Regions from separate parts of the Mus musculus genome. Here region 2 is linked to region 1. The links are chromatin loops, found by intact Hi-C in ENCODE. Cell type or tissue: left cerebral cortex. All regions are shown on one strand.

Region 1 (8,000 bases):
TTTTGGGGGGTGGGGGTAGTTACATTTTCACAAATAAGTACAAGTGAAAACATTTAACCCAAACATCCAAAATGTTACCACTGCAATCTGTAATCATTGAATAGATAAATAAACAAACCCAAGCAAAACTTTCAAGCCCAAAGTTCTCCTGCCTATAGGAGGCTCAGGGATAAAGATGGAGCAGAACCACTGAATGGCACAACTTGAAACCCATCCCATGAGAGAGAGCCAACCCCTGACACTATTAACGACCCCGTGCTATGTTTGCAGCCCTAACATAACTGTGTCTTGAGAGGCTTAACCCAGCAGCAGATGGAAGCAGAAGCAAAGGCCCATCAGGCATCAGGCAGGGCTCTGGGAGTCTCGTGAGGAAGAGTAGGGGATAGAATTGAGCAAGCTGAAGGGGTCAAGGCCACCACAGGAAGACATGCAAGTCAATCAACCTGGACCCATGGGGGCTCACTGAGGCTGAACCACCAACTAAGGAGGATGCAGGGGCTGGACCTAGGCCCCCTACGTATGTGTAGCAGATATGCAGCTTGGTCTTCCTGCAGGTCCCCTAACAATTGAAGCAGGGCTGTCTCTGACTCTGCTGCCTGCCATTGTACCCCTTACCCTACCTGGACCGCCTGGTTGGAACATGCTTATTTAACTCCGCTGGGATTTGATGTCCCAGGATGAGGTGGTACTGGGGGGGGGGGGGGACACGACTCCCCTTCTCTGAGAAAAGAGGGAGGGGTAGTAGTGGGGATAGGGATTGGGGGGCGGGACTGGGAGGAAAGTGGGGAGGGGGCTGCGATTGGGATATAATGTGAATAAAAGAAAAACAACAAAAAAAGTAAATAAGTAAAACATAAGCGAATGAGATGTTACAATGAGACTCCGTCCTGTGTGTCTGCTACATAATTGTAAGTTAATTCAGACTGCACCACTGGCTAAGGGTACTGGAGAATTCAAGACTCGGAGGTCCCAGACCACCCAGCACCGTATTTATCCTTCTGCAGTCAAACCCGCAGCGAAGCGGTCCGACCGAAGACTACACCGACCCGGAAGGCGGCTCCAGAGAACTCAGGTTCCTGAGAACAGGCGTTCCTCCCACCTCCTCCCGGTTCACCCTTCCCGACGCTCGCCCTTACCTCTCTCCTCACGCTTCCTGGCTGCTGCAACCGGAGGCCTGTCCGGAGAGCACTGGACTCCCAGATTCGTGACACTAACTCCACCTCAGCACAGAAATAACTCCCTCTTCACTCGGCAGCAGCACTGCTAAGTAAGCGCCGGGGATTTTTGAATACGGTTCCCGCGAGAACTCACGTTTCTCACGAGATGTCTTGTCCAATCCGCGCCTCCGGGGCAAACGAGTGGGGCGCCTTGCAGAGACTGCGCATGTGCATGCTCCGCGACTTGGGCTTTTGGGCGTTCCTGCTGCTTCGTTTTCTTAGAAGTGTCTGCTTTTAGTGAAGTGTGTTTCTCTGGTTTATTTATTTGTTGTCGTCTTTACCAACGCCAGTGTCGCCGGGTCGGAAGGTATTGTCAGCCCCTCGCTGGCCCGCCTGCAGTCGCCTTTAGGAGCTAAGGCGTTGAGTCTCACCAGGGCCAGCACAGTGCCACCTTCCACTGGGCTCGCCCCAGTTAGGACTGCGAACCACCCTGCCAGCCCTTGCACTTTGCGCAGAGGAAATTAAAGTCTCCTCCAAAGAAAACCTAAGTAATTCAAAATCACCGCAATAGGACTGCTATTGAGACGAACCCAGCTGGTTTTGCAGTACAGCTCGAGGGCATGCGTGTCTAAATAGAAATTCCTTGTAAACTTGCTTATTCTTTACACTTTTAAGCAATGGGAAATCTGGAGAGCTCTAGTAACTGGCACCTGGCATCATATCTTTTTTATCTATGGGCTTGGCTCTATGTCTTTTATCGTGGTTTACTGTGTTGAATCTTTGCCCTCTGTAGATGAAGGTGCCGAAGTGACACATTCCAAAAGTGAATCGGAAACTCCAGTCAGTAACATTCCCGTTTTGTTTTTCTTTATATAACAAAACGTCTGAGAAGGTTTTCACTATTCAGTTTCATCATCATCGTTATTATTTAGCTTTTTGAGACAGGGTCTCTATGTAGCCCTGACTGTCTTGGAACTCTCCCTGCAGACCGGACAAGCGATGAACTCACAGAGATCCTCCAGCCTCTGCCTCGGGAGTGCTGGGATTAGTTTGTTATATTGTACAGTAAATTGTCTCTTGACAAGATCACCAGCGTTTCTTTTTGTTTTTGTTTGTTTTATCATGAGGCCAATCCTGCACTGTACCCCAGTGATTTTTTACCTTCAGTGTCCAGTAGTCAGTGTTTATTTTTCCCCTTTCCTGCATTGCCTCCATTGAGTTTTAATATCTTGATGCTCCACACCCTTTGACTTTCTCACTTCATTTTCATTTGTAGACCGTTATTTCTGATGGAGCTAGACCAGACTTTAAAGGACTGAACTGTTTTAAGATAAACAACAATGATCCATCAAGCAGATATAATCACCACTGAGTTCTTCATTAAATGAAGCAAATTCCATTTCTTCTATCATTCTCAGATTCTTCAACTCAGGAGTCAGGAAGATAACCTCTATCGTTGGCCAGTCATGACTAGTTAATACCTGTAACTAAAATCTTTATGAATTCCTTGTTTTGTTCTTTGATTCAGAGAGAACATATTAAATCACATACTATCTCTCAGGTGCAGTGACATAGACCTTGGAAGGATGTGTGATTAAACGTACTATCAGGGAGTTGCTCACAACACAGTATATTATTTACATATATTTAATATTCTTGAGGCCTGTGCCCCCCAACATAGCTGTAGCCATTTTGTTCCATGCCTGCCAGCTCTTTCATACTGTTGCTGTGATATGCCTGCCACTCATTGGCACAGAAAAATAACTTGACTCAGAGCAAGGTCATGTTGATAACATATCTTGTTATGTTCTGTATGACAATTGTTAATCTTAAGAAATTCCACAAAGCTATAGGACCCATCAGATTAAATCAGTATGAACTGTTATGTCCAAAATAGCTTGAGTCAGAGCTGACCACTGAACAGCACTTCCAGCACCTGCACACGAGCTCATTGTGGCATTTTCCTTTATAAGCACACCCTGAGAAATGTTCGGAGTTGTAGCCTCGGCCGCCAGATTCTGAACTATGGCCCTGATCGATCAAGCTTAGGGTGTGTGTTCAGTAAACCATCCCTGTCTGACTGAGCTTGGTGTTTGTGTGGTTTGTGGGCGACTCCTGAACCCCAACAAATATATATTTAAAATCATGGCTGTAGAAATTATCACACACACAAATATACTCACATATATATTAAAAATTCATGGGCTGGCGAGATGGCTCAGTGGGTAAGCTTTGGACTGCTCTTCCAAAAGGACCTGAGTTCAAATCCCAGAAACCACATGGTGGCTCACAACCACCCATAATGAAGTCTGATGCCCTCTTCTGGTGCATTTGAAGACAGCAACAGTGTACTTATTTATAAAAATAAATAAATCTTTTTTTTTTTAAATTCATATGACCCTACATAAAAGGAAAAGTATATTTTGTCTGGATATTCATTTAAAAAGTTACAAATGCACTGGCACTAAGCAGAGTCTTGAAAGATGGCAGAAGTAAGGAAAAATGGACTCGAGGGAGAGGACCATGTTCACAAAGTCTTAAAGGCCTCTCTCTCTAATCGTTAAAGGCAGTTTATAGGAGAACATTGATTTGGGCGCGTCTTTCTACACTGGCCCACTGCATGAAAGTAACCTGGAATCATTTGCACTAAGTGGCACACAAATAATTGAGCTTCAAGACCATCTTCAGTGGCCAGATGATTCAAATCAAGTGGATGCTGAGCTGGGACCTGAAGAGGTCTCTCTGTCTCACTTGTTTCCTATTCACAAATACTTCCTGATCTTGTTGAAAGGAATTGTTAAAACCTCTTCAGATCCTGAGGACTGTTGTAACTTAGAATCATAAATAAAAGTCACTTACAATCTTTAAAGTAAATTTGTTGTGGTTTTTATCTTTTTCCATGAAGTTAAAAGGCACTGTTAGGGATGCCCTGGATAGAGTACAGCCAGTACCATGTCCAGACACTAGATGTCACAAGTGAAACGATTTTTAGATAGCTTCCTAGATTAACCTACACTCTTTAGTAGTTTGAAGTACAGGTCTCCCAAATGAGACTGAGGTCCACATGCATGGCTGACATGCCAAAAGTTTATGGTGGGGTGGATTCCTCTGTGTCTGCCATTTTCATTTTACATCAGAGATGGCGTATTCCTCCTTGCATGATAATGGGTTCACGGAGCATAGGAAAGGCTTCTGAATTCTGAGAAGCAACAAAAATATCCACTCTCCCCTCCGTTAAAATTCCTAAGACAATAGCTACTCAAGTGCAGGCTGGTTGCTGTGAGAAGCTCGTCATTCTTTGAGTGTGACCACACTAACTCCATGTTAGAATGCTGTTCTGGTGGTGCTGCAGTGCCTTGAAAGCTGTTTATTTTGATGCGAACCTGTTTCGTGATGGCTTAGGGCTCTACAGAGGAAGGGCATGTGATCAAAAAGCTTAGAGTTTAGTGGAGAGACATCTACCAAACAGTTCCTGCCCAGAGGATACCTTTGATGTCCTTGTTGAGCTGTGAGGGGGACTTCTTTGAGGCCAGGCAAAAACAAGTACAAGACTCTGAGACACCGAGGAGTCTGAAATAAAACTGCATTAATTAATAAAGTCCCATGATTGATAGAATAGGCTGAGAGACGGTAAAGGTTGTGTTCATTGAAACTTGTGGACTAACTGTCCACAAGTGTGGAATAGCTGTCTGGGTGCAAGATACAGGGATTGTCCTAATCCATGGACTAGCTAGGGTAGAAGAACACAGTAGTTCTCAACCTAACGCATGCGGAGAGCCTTTACTACCGTTCCTCATGCTATGGTGACCCCCAACCCTAAGTTTACTTTCGTTGCTACTTCATAACAGTAATTTTGCCACTGTTAGGGATTATAATATAAATATCTCTGTTTTCCCGATGTCTTAGGTGACCCTTACAAAAGGGTCATTCGGCCCCAAACAGGTTGCAACCCACAGATTGAGAACCACTGATATAGTAAGAGAAAGAAGACACATGAGACAGACTGGAAATCTAATCATCATAGCTCCCAATGTGGCAGTCAGTTATCAAAATAATTGTCCGAGCAAGCAGATTCGGCTGCTCAATCGTAATAATAATGGGGAAGCCTGGCATGCTGACTCTTCCTGCATCAACGTTAGCTCCTAATGAGTCCAGTTTCTGTCTGAGTGGACGAAGCCTTCACTCAGCAGTGTTATGCTTTCTCAGTACAATGTATTGATTAACTTGCTCCTTTTTCCTGCCCAAAGCATTGTGTATTTTATAAGCAATTCGCCTTTCCATCCATGTTCCACCCTGTGGAGTCTTTACAGCTGATTCTGCCCTTCAGCTTCAGTATACTTTACCTCTAGGGTACTCACCATTCTGATGACAGAAACGGGTTGAAAGATGGCCTCTGAATGACAAGCCAGTGTGATCCGCCCCCCGGGACTTTTGGAGAAATAGATTGTATTAATTCTCTTTGTTGTGGACTGAAGTGTGGCTACCTAAGAAGACAACAGTCGTGCTCTATAGCTTGCAGCTGCCATCTGGCTTGAGAAATGAATAAGAAACAGGGATGTAAGCAGAGAATGTAAGAGTCCTGCTCTTGCTATCTGAGTGCTTCAAGCCTTTCATGAAGCTATAGCTGTCCATCATTCTGTATGGCTGTTGTTCAAACAGTTTTGGTTTAAGTTCTCTGCTGTTTGGAAGTTAAAATATTTTAACCAATATACAGTAATGCTTCTATCTGAGGATAAATGTCTCCAAGTGCTCAGCCCCGAATAAGAAATCTGTACCAACCTCCTATTCTGAAGGCTCAGAAATCATTGCCCAAGAGGGGCCGGAAGGATGGTAAGAGCCAAAGGTAAGGGTGAGTTCTGAGGCAATGCTTTCCAGGACACAAGGGGTCCCTCCCACCCATGAACTCAAAGCTGCTATGACTTCACATGCAAGACCAAGGTGAAAGCAAGTGATCACAAGGCCCCAGCTCCGGCACAGGAGCAATTGGTGATCAATGGCATCTAGGAGAGCCCATTTTCTTTACAAATGCAGTCACTGAGGGATGCCCGTGCTTCGAAGAGTGGCTCTGCACCCAACCATGCACAAACTGGCAGCACTAAGCAGACTTGGTAGATTTAGAAAAAGAAGACGTGATGTTGGAAAAAAAAAGGGTGTGGTGTGGTGATGGATAGGGACTGGAGCAGGGAATGGGGATCGGTCTGATCACAACACTTCATTGATGATTGAGTTGATAAAATAAAATAATACCCCCATCAGAGCTTGAGTAGACCCAGACTGTTCACTTCCATATTTACATTTGGGAGTTCTGTTTACTTCCAGACAGAATGACTTCTTTGAAGGAAAGGAAGGCCTGACCTAGGTGAAGGGACCAGTGAATGGTAATGGAAATTGAGGGAATCAGACATTGTACTCATTAGTTTTATGTCAGCTTGACACAACCTAGAGTCGTCAGAGGGGAGGGAGCCTTGGTTGAGAAAATGCCTCTACAAGATCTGATTGTAGGCAAGCCTGTAAGGCATTTCTGTATTTAGTGATTGATATGGGAAGGCCCAGCTCTTCATGGGTGCTGCTATCTTTGGGCTGGTGGCCCTGAGTTCTATCAGAAAGCAAACTGAGCTAGCCACGGAGAGCAAACCAGTAAGCAGCATAGCATCCTTTTGTTGTTGGGAGCCTACTCCTAGCAAAAGCCGCTATTGTCTCTGCAGCTATTTACTTACCGGCAGTACTTTTCCACCCTGACAAGAGACTTGTTTTCCTAGCATAATGTTTTTACAAGAAGCCCACCACAGCTGAACACACTCTGATAACATCTTGTTTTTTTCTCCTATACATCCTGGACCTGTGGTTAAGCGTCTCCAGCTGCACTCCCCAGTGAATGCATATATAGCTATAGTTGCCTTCCAATAAATGAGACTTGAGACTCAAGACTTGAGACTTGATTCTTGATAGTGTGTTTTGTTTCTATTCTTCGCATCTCTTGCCCCTCAGTCCTCTCTCTCTCCCTCTCTCTCTCCGCCCCCCCCCCCCTCTCTCTCTCAGACCCTGTTGACTGACCTGGGTCACTTTATGGCTTCCGCTTGTAGGTTTCTGCACTGTTTGAGTTTCTGTCCTGACTTCCTTTAATGGCGAACTATGATGTGGAAGTATAAGCTGACTAAACCCCTTTATGCAAGTTGCTTTGATCATGGTGTTTCATCACAGCAATAGTAACCCTGACTAAGACAGACATCTTGTGGGTAATCCTTTTCCTTGTCCCTGTTTCAGACAACCTCCTGGCTACATTTAAATTGACTTCCCTCTCCCCACTCCCCCAGATAATCTTAGGATCAACGAACACTAGATTTAAGATTGACAAGTTTACACCCATTATGACTTTCACTTGCTGAGAAGAGAGCATAACTTTTAGTTTGCTTATGTGTATAAAACACAAAAATTCTCACTTTTTGTTTACAAGATTGATTCTACTTATGTCTACTTACAAGATTGTATTTCTGCATAAACCCACTTTCCAGCGTCCATTCCACATTCCTGTAGATTTCACTGCAGCTCTTGGTCTAGTATGAGCCCAAATTCTCATGCATAAAACACAGAATCCTCATACATAAACAAACAAACAAACAAACAAACCATATTACCTAGTGATACTGAGCCTCCTCTCTAATATATTTGACCCAAGTCAAAGTGCAGTATCTCAAGTCTTAAGGCCTCTCTAGAGTCTTGAACTGGTCACACTAAGCTTTCCAGAGAGAGAGAGAGAAAGAGAGAGAGAGAGAGAGAGAGAGAGAGAGAGAGAGAGAGAGAGTTCAGTTGGCCTAGTTCTTACTGTGTGTGTGTGTGTGTGTT
Region 2 (8,000 bases), 970 kb after region 1:
ACACTGTGGAGTTGACTGTTTTCTTGTAACTTCCTGGACTAGCACTGCACCTTGCTTCTGTAGCTTCCTTCTTAGAATTAAGGAATATAAGGGGCCATGATTTGCCCAAGAGTGATACCCTAGACTCAAAATAGTATGTAAATGCAGAGTGTTTTATTCTGCAGGAGGCCAGCATGCCTGGGGTCTCCCGTTACCAGAATGTTACCAGAATGGAGAGACAGGCAAGTGAGCTTGCAGGCCTGATTTAAAGCACATTAGGGAATTCTGGGGTAGGTGACCTCTATGTTAATCTATTGGGTCCATCTCTATGGGCATTCCAGGGTGTGGAGGCTGGAAACTTGCTGGGGAGGTCTGGAAACTGTTGCTGACGCATTGTCCCTGCCTCAGGCTGTGTGGTGGGACAGCTTCTGAGCTTGGATTTGGTTGCTGTTGCCCAGTTCTTGGAAATAAATGTCGGCACGCAATCAGCCTGCCCTGCTCAGAGAGTTAGGGCCCAGCTGCTCTGAGGCTCTTGGACTTCCTTTCCATTTCCGTGCTCAATGGAATTTGCACTTTTAATTTCCAAGAGCTTTTCCTGTACATTTAAAGCATGGCTATTTGGAATGAACCTTCTCACCAAGTGTAAGCATTGTTGGTTTCAAGTGTGAGACATGCGACTCTTCCTTTCACTTGAATGAGTAAAGGCCACTACGGACTGTTAGCTGTGCTAATGTTAAGAATTGTGAGGCTCAAGAGATGCCGGGGTGAAAGCCTGATGAGAGGCAGAGAAAGCACCCAGCTGACATCCTACTAGGAATGCCCCTCAAAAAATGCCCTCTCCTCAAAAAACCCCTTTCAAACTGAATGTTCCTCCCTCTACTTCCCGTGTTTCTCCATCTGTCCTCCTGACTCCCTCTTACTTTCTGCTCGCTTTGCTAACAGAATTCCTGCTATTCTGCAGAAGATATGCTGAACCCAGGAATGGCCGCTCTTTCTCCGACTAGACTGGAGGTAACCTGAGCGACTATTTTCTTGTCCCCCTAACCTTGGTTTTGCTGCCTTTACTAAAATGGAATTTGAGGGTGAGCCACGTACGCAGCGTTGGGTTCAGAACAATCTGTAATGATGGACTCTGTAACGTGTAAGACTGGTAAGTTTCAACCAAAGAGTGGGAGTGGAGAGGACCATGACCTTAGAGCCCAGTAAGTTAGGATCCCTGCCAAACACGCTCTCCAACTCTGATGCCCGCATCTTTATGAAAGTAATTTTCTTTTTAGAATCGATTCTGTTAGAGACAAAGAAACACACCTGGCATAGCTGTGAAAATTCTTTTACTACTCTTGTGTGCACATGATTGTTTAAAAAACAAACAGTACTAATGGCTGCTTTGGTAAAAACAGTTCCCAGCGTAAGGATTACATCCTTTGGACGGGTTTTATCCCCAGTATATCGAACCCCTTGGCCATGACAGCAGCCACGGCCTCACACAGGAGCATCCGCCACATGTTCACTTTCAATACTTTCCCTGGGAAGAAAAAGAAAGACGTTAACTTACTTCTCAGTGTGAAAGTCATTAAATAACTGAAAAGATAGCAACCTATAGGCATTTGGGGGGCCCTAACTAAGATCATCTTCAACTACAAAGAACATTTATGGCTACATTTCTCCATGAAACCTGCAGTGCTTTCCTAAGGCTACACGTGAAGAGACTGTGTACCACGCTGGTGATGGACACCCACCCCAGGGACTGCTTCTGTTCTCAGGCTTGCCTTGCTAACATGAAGACATCAACAACAGTGGGTGTTTCCATAGCAACAACACTCAGACACACTGTACTACAAGCATCCTATTCCAGTGCCCTTCACATTCATTTCCCAAGGAACTGCCCAGAGGTGGAGAAACCGACGGAACGGGCCCCATTTCCAACTGTCAGTCACATATGCTTCAGATGGCCATGAAATTCCTTAGTCTTTACACAAATGTCCTGGTGGCCCCCTTCCCAAGATGGACAGTGAGTGAGGCACTCACCAGTCTGTCGATCTTTCTCCACACAGTAGCAGCTATCGTAGAACTCTGTGAAGGTGGTTGCCAGCTCGTAAATGTAGTCACAGAGGGTGTGGAGAAACAGGTCGTCTAAGATCTTCTGGAGGATCTCGGGGAACCGTAAGATGCACCGCCCCAGCTTCCACTCCTTTTCATGGTCCAAAATGATCTTGGTTTCCCGAGCGGCTCTCTGTAGCATCGCCTCATCAATGTTGGCGAGGCGCGCAATAGACCTGCAACACCAGGTAAGCACCCTCTGGTCAGGCACACAGAAGCACACAATCTAGCATGACTGATCAGAAAATAGCAGCAATTAAAATGCATTCTCAGCCCAGTGTGCCAGAGCTGACCTGTAACCCCAGCACTTGGGAGGCAGAGGATCACAAGTCAGAAGCTAGCCTGGGGCACACATATACATGTATATATGTTATCAAGACTCTGGCTCAAAAACCAAAACAATAAACACCATTTTGGAAGCATCAACACTTGATTGCACACATAAGTGTCTGAGCAGTCACCTGATTCTGGTGAAGGCATACAGTAGGTAAGCAGCTGTGTTCCCTCTGTCATCCAGCATCTTGTCAAAGGAGAAGATGTAGTCATTGAGGCGATTATGAGAAAGGTCGGCGTATTTGATGCAGCCATATGCAACGGATGTCTGAGCTGCTTTCAATTCCTCTTCAGTTAAGACCTTTGGGAAAACAAACACTTAGCTTGTCCCAGGGTGTCACAGGTAGGAGACAGAGTCCACGGCAATTAAGGAGTTACTATCAATTAGTACAGAGAGCAAAGGAGTGACAGGGCCACTGTATGAAGGAGATAGTGGAAGCGAACTGATTCGTTCTGCATGTTAAAGACAATGTATACAGAGTGTCAGCTTACTTTCCAATTTATAACACAACACTGATTTATATATCTACTTCACGCTATTCCAGGGGTGGAAGACAAGAACTGTCCACGTCTTTTAATAGCATGTCCCAGGTCAGCTGGGGCTACGGAGGCCCTGTCTAAAAGTATGAAAACCCCGAAGTATTTCAGACTGACCATCATACCCTGGCTTGTAGCAGATTTACTCTTCCACTGAGACACTCACTTAAAGGTTGGATAAGCAGGTCATCAAAGCTGGGAGAAGAAAAATGGAGGGACTCTATAGAAATCAAGCTAGAGCTGACCCGGACGCTTCCTTTGCGGACTGAGGTAGCAGAGGGCCGGGCTGTCATCGCAAACTCACTATTGCCCTCGCCAGGTAAGAGGTGCTCCCTCCTGCAACAGCAGCATGGCTGTTTGGCTTGAGGAGGCTTGCTCCACAAGAGGGGATTTATGTTTGATGCCGTCTACTGGCGCAAGGTCACTGTCTGCTGAGCCCATCACGAATACTGGTTCATGCCCATACAGTAGTGCTGTTGGCTTTGGTCAGAAAAGCTTCTTTTCAAAGTCTGGCGGTTACAGCAGAGACCAACTACTGCTCGGGCCGCACACAGCCTCCTTATGAGGCTCAGGAAGTGGAGGAAAGGCTTACAAGGCCCCTCCAGTCCCAGGAGCTGCTGGGGCGAGGGAGGCGCTTTCCTCAGTGGGGCAGCCACTGCTAACTTGCTCATGCTCCTAGCAAGCAACCTCAATCCACTGGCTCAACCCCGCACAAAAGATGATTCAAGGTAATTCATAAAACCCCATCCACACACTGCTGAGACTGCTCAACAGAGAATTTTATGCTAGTCATAGTTTTAGACTTAAGATGTTTCCTATGCACATCAATTAACTGAAGAAGCAAACAATTTTGTTACTAAATTCAGTCACTTGGAGTTCTGTTATCAGGGGTTGGGATTGGGAACTGGTTGACAAGAGAGGATTTTTCCAACCTGGCTAGTACAGGGATTGTCATACGCAACAATTTAGATTTCAAAGTGGTAGCCCTCTCAACATATGATGATACAAGCTACAGGCTGGGTCTATGCTTAAGATTCTCCAAGGAACTCTATTCACACTGCTTACAGATAAATAAGCATGCGCGCACGCTGAAACTATTACAGCGATTTAGTAAAAGATGTGTTGGCTTTAAGTTAATTGATAAAATAACAGGTTGCCTGGGGTCTCCGGCCAGGCAGGTTTATACTTACCTGCTAGATATTTAATTACACGTTTCAGCCACTCTGCAGGTGACAGTGTAGTGTCATGTTTGTCCATTAAGTGATGCAATGTAACTTTATTTCACAAGAAAATAACTTTAAATGATACCTATTCATAACTAAATCAGCATATAATACCTGAAAAATAACTGAGGTCACATGCAAATCTGGTAACTGTTTAAACAAGGGACTGAAGGCTAAGGAAGCTTCACAAATGTAAGGCCAGCTTGGCCAGCGTAGTAACCCCAACCCAATGCCCACTGTGAAGCAAGGCCGCACACGGAACGGTAGCATACACTCTAACAGGAACAATTTGTACAACGCAGACTGTTTATCAGGTCTCAGGTAACTCAGGCTCACCTCAGAGTCATGTGACCTCCAACTCCTGCTCCTCCTGTCTCCAGCGGCTAAATGCTGGGACTGCAGGTGTGTGCCTTGTAGTGCCGGGGATCACACCCAGCCAGGGCTTCACTCACATTAGACAAGCAATCTACTGACAGAGCCACTCCCAAGAGTATTCTTTAAACAGTGTTTCTAGGGAGGGATAAAAACGAGGTGGGAGGGGCTAGGTTGAGAAAGGATTCACGTGGGAGAAAGAAATTATCCCTAAGACAGTCTGACGATGTGACAAAAGCAGCGGTAAACTAAAAGCCCATGCAAGCTGTAAGGGACCAGAATAAGCTGGATAAGGCATGGAAGGCCCTACCGCCCACTCCCAGTTTTTGACATCTGGTGTTGCTATGTAGCCTGGTTGGGAGGAACTCAGAACCAAGCTGGTACTGGATCTCTGCACTTGTCCTGCATCTGCCTCCCACCATTACAGGCAATGTGCAACCATGACCGATCTTAAGAAAATCTATGATCAGAAAAGCAATCGTGAAATGCTGCTAAAACCCAAACATTAGCACGTTGACATAAGATCGGAATCTAATTCTGCTTAAAGCAATGATCCTGTCTTTAAATACTCTTTTTAGTTCTAAAACTGTTTTCTGTTTTTGACACAAGGCCATCCTATGTAGTTCAGGCTGGCCTTGAAGTGATCCTCCTGCCTCAGACTCCTTCTGTTAGAATTACAGGTGCCACATGCAGCCTGTGGGAGGCTTTCCTGTTTCCATACTTACTTGCAAAGCTTCTGAGAAAGGCTTTTCTCTCTAGTCACCCATTCCCTGTTAAGAGCTCTAGCTCTGTCCATCTTCTTCTGTAAGACAGTATTCACTCAGAATCCTCAGCAGGTAGTCCTCTCTCTGCCTGGGTTCTCCAAATGGCCCTCTTTACATAAGGAAAAGGGGTCATGCCTCTTTACCTGGGGCCCAGTGCCGACCGACACTGTTTTGAAAGGTTTAGAAAGCAAACTAAAATCTTTCAATTACTTCTAACTCTGCCTAGTAGATGAATATTCTCAGTGCAAGCTCCTTTGGAATAAAAGTTCTGTATGAAGCTGACACCATTTGTATTTTCTCTCTGGGTTCCTGGAGCTTCTGAAAGTTGTCTCGTTCATCTTGTCCAGATAAGCTCCTAATCAAGGAGACACGCTGACTGAGAAACACTGACAATGTAAGGCCAAAAGTTTGCTTGGGACAGGATGGCCTGGAACTGCGATCTCATTGCCCAGGCCCTCAAATGCTGGGTTAGAGGCTTAGCTCGGCCAGAGTCTTGCACTCCATACCCCATACTCTTTCCATAACATTTTGTCTTTTAAGTCAATCTTAAGATCCAATAAAAGTAACTGAATTTCTTTGTTCATTGATGAACTCTCACCAAAATTTGTCTTGAAGATATGTTTGCTTCAACCCAATGGGAGTTAACTTGCAGACCTTGTAGCTTCTTTAAATTCAACTATAGTTAATAGCAACTTGGTATGTGTGCCTTTTTCAAGTTAGAAGCCTATGGGAATGCACTTCAGTTGGTAGAATGCCTGCCTAGCATGCACAGGCCCTGGGTTTCATTCTGTATGAACTGGGAATGGTGGCACATGAATATACCTTGTTTGTTTAGATATGGTCTTGCTACATGTACTTTCAGGCTGGCCTGAAAGCTGTGCTCTTATCTCAGCCTCCTGAGTAAGTGCTGGGATCACAAGCCTTGCTACACAGACACTTTGCTAAAATGGTAATACCATTTTTCCCTCCACACAGGGTTTCTGTGTGTATCCTTGGTTGTTCTGGAACCCAATCTGTAGACTAGGCTGTCTTTGAACTCAGAGACTGTCCATCTCTGCCTCCTGAGTGCTGGAAATAAAGCCACTGCCCAGCAGTAATGCCACTGTGTTTACATACTGAGTAAGCTCTACACTCATACTGGCTGAGAAGGAGCATCGCTAAGTTCACAGGCAGCTTGGCCTACAGAGTAAGCTCCTGCCTATGTATACCTGGTTTCAAGGGTGCCAGGTTTATAGTGACACTAGCTACAGGTTTGGCTTTCCATCTGCAAGAATGTCTATGTAACTGTCACTGTCCCTTTTCTGTTACACTTACAATTCACTTGACAAACTGGCTTTAGAAAAACTACAGCTGTGGATGATAGGTCATGCCTGACCAGGTTACAGGAAGACCCTATCCCACCCTCCCTGACCACGCAAAACCCTGAAATGATCTGTGTGGAGATGGCTTTAAACGCCTATACCCAAGTGATTCTAATGCTTCCATGTCCTGAACATCAAGACTACTGGCATATATACAACACCTGGCTTTGCTTACTGTTTCTGAAGATTTGTTGTAAACTATCTCCTGTTTACCATATCCTAAATTCTTTTGTGTACCTCCAATCCAAAGTTTCACAGAATCAGTAAACCTAATCAGTGATAAAAGTCTACGTTGAACAACAAAATGAAAGCCTAAAGGGACCACCAGTCTCAGGCTACCTTGTGCACAACACAAACGTTTAGTGAAACAGTGAGATGCCAGCCTCATGCACCTGGGGAGTAGTTTTTGGTGACACCCACAATGCACTTTTAATATTTTCTTAATTTCTTTTTTTTTAAAAAAAATTTTATTAGATTTTTTTTCATTTACATTTCAAATGCTATCTCAAAAAGTCCCCTATACCCTCCCATATTTTCTTAATTTCAATGCAGGTGTAGGATGCAAATATAAATTAAGTCAATGTGATTCTGCTAATAACACGATCAGCTGTGTCACAGACCTCCTGTTTGGTAAGCTATGAATTTGGACACCGCTAGCTCACAGAATGTTCAAAGACATGGAACCCAACTACAGAGAGCTACCTGTGTAGCTTGTGTAGAACCACCAAGAGAATTCATATTCTATAGGGGACTAACCCTTAGCACCTTCCTATCTAAAGCCCTCACCTATAGGTAAGAACTTAATTGTCTGAAACCAAGAAAACACCAAATTGCAAGACAACTGCAGGAAGATTCATTTAGAATACCCATAAAGTGGGAGATTAGTAGTTCAAGTCTATCCTCAGATACATGGTGAGTTAGCAAAATACAGAAGAGCTGAAGAGCTTCACAGCAGTCTAATCTTGCCTGCCACAAAACTGTGACACACTGATGAGGGAACCGAAAGCCACTGCATGTTTACTGATTAACAAAAGCTCATTGTAGCCGCAGTAGCATACTCCCATATAAAGAAAGCACTTAGGGGGCTGGAGAGATGGCTCAGTGGTTAAGAGTGCTGACAGCTCTTCCAGAGGTCCCGAGTTCAAATCCCAACACCCACATGGTGGCTCACAACCATCTGTCATAGGATCCGATGCCCTCTTCTGGTGTGTGTCGGAAGACAGCTGCAGTGTAGTCGTATAAATAATATTTTAAAAAAAAGATAGCACTTGGGAAGCAGGTTGAACACTGAGCTCAAGATCAAAATGGGCTATAAAGGGAGACTACACAGT

Evidence for each region. Peaks named below come from ENCODE experiments on the same cell type or tissue, not always from the same donor. Only the 100,000 strongest peaks of a DNase experiment are listed, where the experiment ranks them.
Region 2: a loop joins it to region 1, with 4 times the contacts of the local background. A loop is called at or near these places in 3 of 42 quality-filtered maps.

Annotation. Positions count from the first base shown.
Region 1 is chr11:34,832,352-34,840,351 of GRCm38, forward strand. Spdl1 (spindle apparatus coiled-coil protein 1) reads right to left here and starts at 1,290. Exons shown (of 12, transcript NM_027411.2): 1 at 1,137-1,290. In left cerebral cortex, CTCF peaks have their summits at 1,309, 1,533, 3,501 (motif pointing left) and 4,122 (motif pointing right); DNase peaks (open chromatin) are centred at 1,059, 1,345 and 4,122; H3K4me3 peaks cover 1,507 bases; H3K27ac peaks cover 256 bases.
Region 2 is chr11:35,807,088-35,815,087 of GRCm38, forward strand. Rars (arginyl-tRNA synthetase) reads right to left here. Exons shown (of 15, transcript NM_025936.3): 13 at 2,541-2,713; 14 at 2,008-2,255; 15 at 1,294-1,504. The coding sequence ends at 1,395. Among named protein-coding and RNA genes, the nearest start is that of Fbll1, 12 kb to the left of the region's middle. In left cerebral cortex, no CTCF peak of the experiment used is centred here; a DNase peak (open chromatin) is centred at 4,811.